3 separate regions of the Homo sapiens genome follow, and all the other regions are linked to region 3. Evidence: chromatin loops called from intact Hi-C (ENCODE). Cell type or tissue: HCT116. All regions are shown on one strand. Region 1 has its middle 6.7 kb from the start of ANKRD33. Region 2 overlaps SMIM41 (small integral membrane protein 41). Region 3 overlaps LOC124902934 (a long non-coding RNA gene).

The links. A loop is a pair of places that touch in the nucleus more often than their neighbours do. Peaks named below come from ENCODE experiments on the same cell type or tissue, not always from the same donor. Only the 100,000 strongest peaks of a DNase experiment are listed, where the experiment ranks them.
Region 1: it touches region 3 in a loop (5-fold over the local background); 11 of 110 quality-filtered maps call a loop at or near these places.
Region 2: a loop joins it to region 3, with 16 times the contacts of the local background. A loop is called at or near these places in 107 of 110 quality-filtered maps.

The regions. Positions count from the first base shown.
Region 1 is chr12:51,893,602-51,896,101 of GRCh38, reverse strand. It overlaps the pseudogene LOC102724178. Among named protein-coding and RNA genes, the nearest start is that of ANKRD33, 6.7 kb to the right of the region's middle. In HCT116, a CTCF peak has its summit at 965 (motif pointing left); a DNase peak (open chromatin) is centred at 941.
Region 2 is chr12:52,082,365-52,084,864 of GRCh38, reverse strand. SMIM41 (small integral membrane protein 41) reads right to left here. Exons shown (of 3, transcript NM_001369216.1): 2 at 897-971. It also overlaps the pseudogene OR7E47P. Among named protein-coding and RNA genes, the nearest start is that of SMIM41, 3.9 kb to the right of the region's middle. In HCT116, a CTCF peak has its summit at 1,263 (motif pointing right); no DNase peak of the experiment used is centred here.
Region 3 is chr12:52,024,366-52,026,865 of GRCh38, reverse strand. All of the region lies in intron 1 of LOC124902934 (a long non-coding RNA gene), which reads right to left. It also overlaps a transcript of NR4A1 not described here. Among named protein-coding and RNA genes, the nearest start is that of TAMALIN-AS1, 18 kb to the right of the region's middle. RefSeq lists enhancers at 304-1,241, 1,787-2,081, 1,242-2,179. In HCT116, a CTCF peak has its summit at 1,072 (motif pointing left); DNase peaks (open chromatin) are centred at 1,115, 1,305 and 1,875; H3K4me3 peaks cover 1,944 bases; H3K27ac peaks cover 1,561 bases.

The DNA.
Region 1 (2,500 bases), 130 kb after region 3:
AGAGGCTAGGGACACAGACATGGTCCCTGCCCACACGGGAGTGAGTAGGCTTCCCCAGGAGTCCACACAAGCCTGGCTGACATCCCAGTGTGTGTCGGGACAGCCAACTCTGCAGTCCCAGGTATAGGAGCCCTCTGCCTTCCAGGTGGAGGGTGTACATGTGTACACTCCGGGAGCAGCTCCTCCAGCCGCCAGCACTGTGGTGATGAGGTGGGCTGGGAGTGGGCCTAGGGTGGGGGATGCAGAGATGTGTGTTTTCATTTCCTGGGCCACCAGAATAGTTTCCTAGAATCACAGGGGAGGCCATGGGGCCTCAAGGGCACATCCGCCAGCCTCCTCCATGTAGCTGCACCCTGGGCTGTTCCCTTACTCACTGCTGCTCAGGTACAATCCCAGGCTGCTGTTGACCCACCATGCCCTGACCATGTGCCAGGCGGTGCCCAATGCCTCTCAGACCCCTCACTGCTTGGGCTACAGACAGCCCTGGGTGGCAGCAATTGTGGTCTCATCATTTGATGTTACACATGAGGTGACTCAGGTTGGGAGAGGCAGAGCCAGGACTGAAACCCAGGTCTGTCTGACTCCAAAGGCTTTGCCGTGCCTGCATTCTGCACAGCCAGGGGCCTCACTATGGATTTCTTGGCCTCTGCTGACAGGGACTGAGTTCGGAAGCCTCAGGAGCTGTGATGAGGGAGGGGGAGGCAGGGATATTAGAGGAGAGGTTGACTTTGGGAGGCACAGGCCACAGCAACTCCAGGCCTCAAGGCTTCTCTCTCTCTGATCAGCCTGAAAGGGTTCTGGGAGGGGGAGGGAAGGCTATTGTCAGGACCTATTAGAGGATTAGAGAGAAATGGCTTGGCATGGGAGGGGGAGTTGCTAGAGTGAAGTCCGGGGACTCTAGCTGTCCTGGAGATGGCCAGGGATTGGAAGGGTGGGTCTTCTCCAAGGCAGAGAGGCTCCCTCTGCTGGAAAACATGCTCCAACCTGGAACCCAGGCATTAATGTGGGTTCCACCAGATCCACCACGGCCAGGACAGAGGGGCCTAGGGAACCACAGAGGGCTAGTTCCCTGGCCTTGAAGGTACAGTAGTCGTCCCTGAGCAGGTTGGAGGTGGAGGGAGAGGCTCAAAGAATCAGAGGCTCAAAGTTTAATCCTCCCTGGCTGCAAGCAGATGCCATGTGCTACAGTGGAATGAGCGCAGGCTTTGGAATCTCACAGACTTGAGCTCCAAGCACTGCTTTGCCACTTACCAATTGGTGACATTGGGCAAGTTGCCTAAACTTTATAGCCTCAATTTCCTCAACTGCAAAATAGGAAGGCTGTGCAGATTAAATAAGAAAACAGAGGCCGGGCACGGTGGCTCATGCCTGTAATCCCAGCACTTTGGGAGGCTGAGGCGGGTGGATCACCTAAGGTCAGGAGTTCAAGACCAGCCTGGCCAACATGGTGAAACCCCATCTCTACTACAAATACAAAAATTAGCCAGGTGTGATGGCGCATGCCTGTAATCCCAGCTACCTGGGAGGCGGAGGTTGCAGTGAGCTGAGATCAAGCCACTGCACTCTAGCCTGGGTGACAGAGATGAGACTCCATCTCAAAAAAAAAAAGAAAAGAAAGAAAGAAAGAAAAGAAAATGGGCCAGGCGTGGTGGCTCACAACTATAATCCCAGCACTTTGGGAGGCTGAGGTAGGAGGATCGCTTGAGCCCAGGAGTTTGAGACCAGCCTTGGCAACATAGTGAGACTTTATCTCCACAAAAAAATTAAAAAGTTTTCCAGGTGTGGTGGCACACACTTATAGTCCCAGCTACTTGGGAGGCTGAGGCGGGAGGATCCTTTGAGTTCAGGAGTTCAAGCCTGCAGTGAGCTATGATCACAACCTTGCACTCCAGCATGAGCAGCAGAACAAGACCATATCTCAAAATATATAGATATAGATACAGATAGATAGAGCCAGGTATGATGCCAAGTGCTGCGTCATCTCATTCAATTCTTATAACAGCCCTATGGTGAACATGTTACTCTTACCTCTATTCTGCAAGTGACACCTGTGAGGCTCAGAAAGTGTAAGTAACTTGTCCAAGGTCACAGGCCAACTCCCAGGGAGGCATTTTGCCACGATGCTGATCCACGACTATCGATGTAGCTTCTTTCTCTGTCTATGATGTCCAATGCCAAGGCTGGCTTCCTATGCCATGATTTCAGCAGTGGGTGGGGAGGAAAGAAATCTAGCTCCATCCTGGAGGCCCTGAAGCTGTTTAATCCAACTCACTTCCCCGGGGCTCTTCCTTAATACGTCACCTCTTGATAGTACTTTACAGTTTATGGAACTCTTTCACCCATACTAGCTAGTGGATCCTTCCAATAGCCCCCATTTTCTCCATTTAACAGATGTGAAAGCCGAGGCAAGAGAAATTTAAGTGCCTTATTCAGGATCAAGTTACCCTTGAGTCCCTTCCAGTCCACCATAGTGGCCTTCAGAGCTCTTCTGGGAGAAATC
Region 2 (2,500 bases), 58 kb before region 3:
CTACTTCCAGCCTGCTATCCCCACCACAGACTTACCCCCAAGTTCTTTAAGATCCAGATCTTAACATGTCACTTCCCGTATGAAACCTTCCAGACACCTCACTGCTCCTGGGGTAAGCTCCAACTCCTGCCCAGTCTGGCCCTACCCACCACCCTGGTCACACCTCCCTCATCCGCCCTGCCCCAGCCCCCCTGCTTCCGAAGCTCGCTGCTTCACACCTCCAAATCTCTGCCTGAAATGCTCTTGCCCTCTTCTTGCCAGGTAAATGCCCAGTGGTGATGCCACTTCCTCTGTGAGTTGTGCTTTGCTAATCCCAGCAGAGCTCTCATTCTCTGCTCTCGGCTCTTTCACTCTGGGCTCTTTTCATTGTCTACTTTAACTTCAGTTTTGTGAGCACCACTGTTTACTAGAATGTGAGCTCTTCAGGGGCAGGGGTTCTGTCTTGTTTTTTTGTGGTTTTTGTTTGTTTTTTTTTGTTTGTTTTTTTTTTTGTGGTTGATGTTGTTGTTGTTTTGAGATGGAGTCTTGCTTTGTCACCCAGGCTGGAGTGTAGTGGCACGATCGCGGCTCACTGCAACCTCTGCCTCCTGGATTCAAGCAATTCTCCCCATTATAGGCATGCACCGCCACATCCAGCTAATTTTTGTATTTTTAGTAGAGACGGGGTTTCACCATGTTGGCCAGGCTGGTCTCAAACTCCTGACCTCGTGATCCACCTGCCTCGGCCTCCCAAAGTGCTGGCATTACAGGCATGAGCCACTGCACCCAGCCCTGTCTTGTTTATCTCCTCATCCCCACGTCCCAGAGTATGCCTGGCACAGAGCGGTCACTCAGTAAATACTCATGGAAAAGAGAATAAAATGAGTGTTCCCAGGAATAGAGGGCTGGTTCTATACCTCTTCTCTCCTCTCCTCTTCTCTTCTCTCCTCTCTTCTTCTCTTCTCTCCTCTCCTCTTCTCTTCTTCTCCTCTCTAGGAATGGTCAGGTTCAGGGAAAATAATGATGCCACAGGATGATTACTATGCAGAAAGACTTTTTTCAATAAATAAGCATGTTACCTATTTGATCAATGACAAACCTATGATATTGTCACCTACATTTTATAAACTAAGAGACTGAGGTTTAGGAAAGTTTTGCAATCTAGAATTCCATGCACATGCTCACGATACCCACTCCCATCTCAAAGCCGAGGCTCAGGCTGGACTCTGATGAGACAGACCCCAACAGTGACTGGTTGAATGAAGCGGTGCTCTTGCCCACACTGGCCACAGGGGGGCAGCCGAGTGCTGGCGTGAGGGTGGCTTTCTGCCCCCACTTCACACCCACCCTCGGAAGATGTGGATCTGAAGGTGCAAGGGGAAAAGCCACCACTGAGGAGAGGCCAGGGGACAGGGGCTGGGGTTGCTATATCTGCTAGAAATAGGTAAAACTGGAGGGGAGTCGGGGAACAAACCACTAATTCCTAGAGTCAAAGGCTGGAGACAGATCATAGACCTGAAGCTTGCATCACCAGCATATTTAATAACAGGCCACAGAAAGCGATGCAGCATTCCTGGATTGAGGGGGTGCTGCAGGCCTGCAAATGAGAGGCACTGACTTGCAGCAGGGGCCGGTCACTGTCAGACCGTTGCTGCCTCACACCAGACAGTACAGGCGCTGCACTCATGTCCTCAGAGGCCAGAAGGCAGGGGGCACAGCCAGCACCTGCTGCACCAGGCATCCAGGATGTGTGGCCACTTCAGTGCCCAGGACATGCAGCAGGCCTCAAGCGGGCTGGGAGTGCAGGTCTCCCAGGTCCAGGCCCACACCGAGCACTTCCAGAGGTCCAGTGGAGCAGTTCAGAGGCAGCAGCTGGGTGCAAGGATCCCAGGTTGAGGTCTCACCACAAGCCAGGTATCTCCCAGTCTGTCATCTGCAGCAAGAATGGGCTGAAGGTGGCAGGGGATCCCCAGAGTGGCAGCAGGAGAGCAGGCTCTCTTGCTGGCAGACGATGTGGGGCTCAGGAATCTGTAGAGAGAGCCACCCCCGTCTTTGCTGCAGAGGGAGCTGCACTATGTGGAGACTGAGGAATGGACTCCATAAACCTCTCACAGGCTTTCCCAGCTTAGGGAAAATCTCAGGGGCTGGAGGAAGGTTAGGGCAAGATCTGAACCCATCAGCCGCCCCAGCCCTTCCCCTATGGACGGTGCAGGCTAAGTGAGCTGGCTAGGAGTTCGGGTGCCTGGCTTCTCTCCCTGGCACTCAGACCTGCACCCATCCCCCACATCTCACTCCCAGCTGGAGCCTGATGGGGTAACAGCAGCACCCACTTCCCAATTTTCCACATTCTTTCCTGCCCACTCAGCCTGACAGCCTTGACCAGGGTCAGAATTCCACAGCAAACATCTCAGTCCCTTCCCACAGGAACACTGAGGTCCCTGGCACACCCCACGCCCTGCCCTCCAAGCACTGGACTCAGGAACAGCAACGGGAGGAAGTTGGATGAAGAAAGCCTTTGCCC
Region 3 (2,500 bases):
CTGCCCTCCGAGAGAACCTGTGCACATTCCTGAAGCCCCTCCTAGCTCCTGCAGGCCTAGTTTGGTGGGTGGTTAAGCTGGGCTCAAATACACATATTCCCAGTGTGGCTTTAGGCGGGCTTTGTACATCTGCTAAGCCTCAGTTGCTTGTTTGGGAAATGGAATGATAATAACAATATCTCCCTTTTGGTGTGGCTGTGACTGTGGGGCTTTAAGAGCACATTCCAGGAGGCAGATTGCCCAGCCCTGTCTATCTATGTGGCCTTGGGCCAGTCACTTAAGCTGTCCGGGCCTCAGTTTCCTTGTGTAGAACGGGACAGCGATATGACCTACCTCCCTGAGTTGTTGTGAGGATCCAGTGAGTTTTTATGCATAAAGCACTTAAAGAGTTCCTGGCATGAGGTCAGCACCATGTAAGTGTTGGCTATAATTAGACAATGTTTGGAGATCACTTTCCTCTGCCTTGGCTCCTAATAAGCTCTTGGTGAAAGGTAGTTGTTATTTTTAACTTCTTCGTTCTCCTTCACTGTCTTAATTCCCACCTTCATTTAGCCTTGCAATTTCCTTTAAATACCTTATCTTCTCCCCTCGTTTGTTGTCAATCTGCTGCACTACCAATAAAGGCGTGCATAAATTATATTTGTCCCATGTTTACATTCATAAAACATTTCCCATGCACTCCTGTCCCAACCTCACAGCAAACGCGTGAGCGAGCAGTGCAGCTCATGTCATTGCCCTCATTTTGAGAGCCCGGGACAGGGTGTGATCTGTCCAGAAGCATCAGCTGCTCAGGGGTGTGTCCAAGCCACCAGTGAGGGTATTCCGACCTTGGGCACCAGAGCACACCGGATGATGCACCCAGGGCGTGCCAGCTCGCTGCTGCCAGGGCAGATTAGCGCAGGGGGCCCTCCTGCTTCCGGTCCCAGCTGTGGGAGCGCCCACATTATGGGAGGAGAGGCCTGTGGGCTTTTTAAATACCTCCCATCCCAGCAGGATCCCCTGCGGCCCCCAAGTGCTGTACGGTGGTGCCCTCTGCTGGTAACAGGAGGTACTGCTACCTCTTATAAGGGAGGAAGGTGGATCCCTTCACATTTACGCAAAAAGCTAGCCAAGGCCGGCTATGTGCCAGGCCCTCTTCTAGGAACCACAGAGGAAAAGAACCTCGGAAAGCCCTGGCCTTTCATGGAGGTGTCTTCTATGGGAGGGATAAAGACAAAAACATTTATAAGAGAACGGCACATAACGAGAAGTGCAATGAAGAAAAACAGAGCCGGGTGAGCTGCTAGCGAATGATAGAGGGCGCTAGCGATACGGAACGGCCAGAGACGGCTTCTGCGAGGAGGCGACAATGTAGCAGGGAACTGAGCGAAGCTAGGAAAAGAAAGGCCCCTACCCGGGGAAAGGCCATGGAAACACAGGACCGGTGGGAAGGCGCTGAGATGGGGAAAGTCTGGGTACGCCGGAAGAACAGTGAGGCCCATGTGGTTGAGGGCAGTGCCGAAAGAGGCCTGGGGCGGTGGCTCACCCCTGTAATCCCAGCAGTTTGGGAGGCCGAGGCAGGTGGATCACCTGAGGTCAGGAGTTCGAGACCAGCCTGGCCAACATGGCGAAACCCCATCTCTACTAAAAATATGACAAATTAGCCGGGCGTGGTGGCGGCCGCCTGGAATCCCAGCTACTCGGGAGACTGAGGCAGGAGAATCACTTGAACCCGGGGGACGGAGGGTGCAGTGAGCCGGGGTTGTGCCATTGCACTCCAGCCTGGGCGACAGAGAGACTCTGTCAAAAAAAAAAAAAAAAAAGCAGCAGTGAGCAAGGTCCGAGAGGCGGAGGCCTCCAGCTCCTTCCTTACCACGTGGTGCATGAAGAAGGCAGAGCTCGTGCAGTCTCAGGAAGCAAAAGGAGAGCCCTAACCAGCATGCACTGGGCTGTGTGCGGGGCCTCACCGCTGCCTGTGAAGTGGGTATTCCTGGCATTACCACCATTTTGCAAAGGAGGAAACTGAGGCTGAGGAAGGTAGAGGTTGTGTGGTTTGCTCAAGGGTGGAAATATAAAGTCACAGAGCAAGAACCTAAATCCAGGTTTGTCTGACTCTAGTTTTTTGGTTGTTTCTTTTCTTTTTGGTTTTTTGTTTTCTTTTTCTTTCTTTCTTTTCTTCTTCTTCTTTCTTTCTTGTGACAGGATCTCACTCTGTCACCCAGGCTGGAGTGCAGTGGCCAGTGGCACAATCACGGCTCACTGCAGCCTGGAACTCCAGGATTCAAGCGAGCCTCCCATCTCAGCCTCTCCAGTAGCTGGGACTACAGACACTCAGATCATTTTTAAAAATTTTTTGTAGAGACGAGGTCTTGCTATGTTGCTCAGGTTGGTCTTGAACTTCTGCTCAAGAGATCCTCCGGCCTTGGCCTCCCAAAGTGTTGGTGAGCCACCCCTCTGGCCGAATCTGGGCTTTAAAACATAAGTTAAGCACTTGGAGAGAGAGAAAAAAAGGCAGCACAGA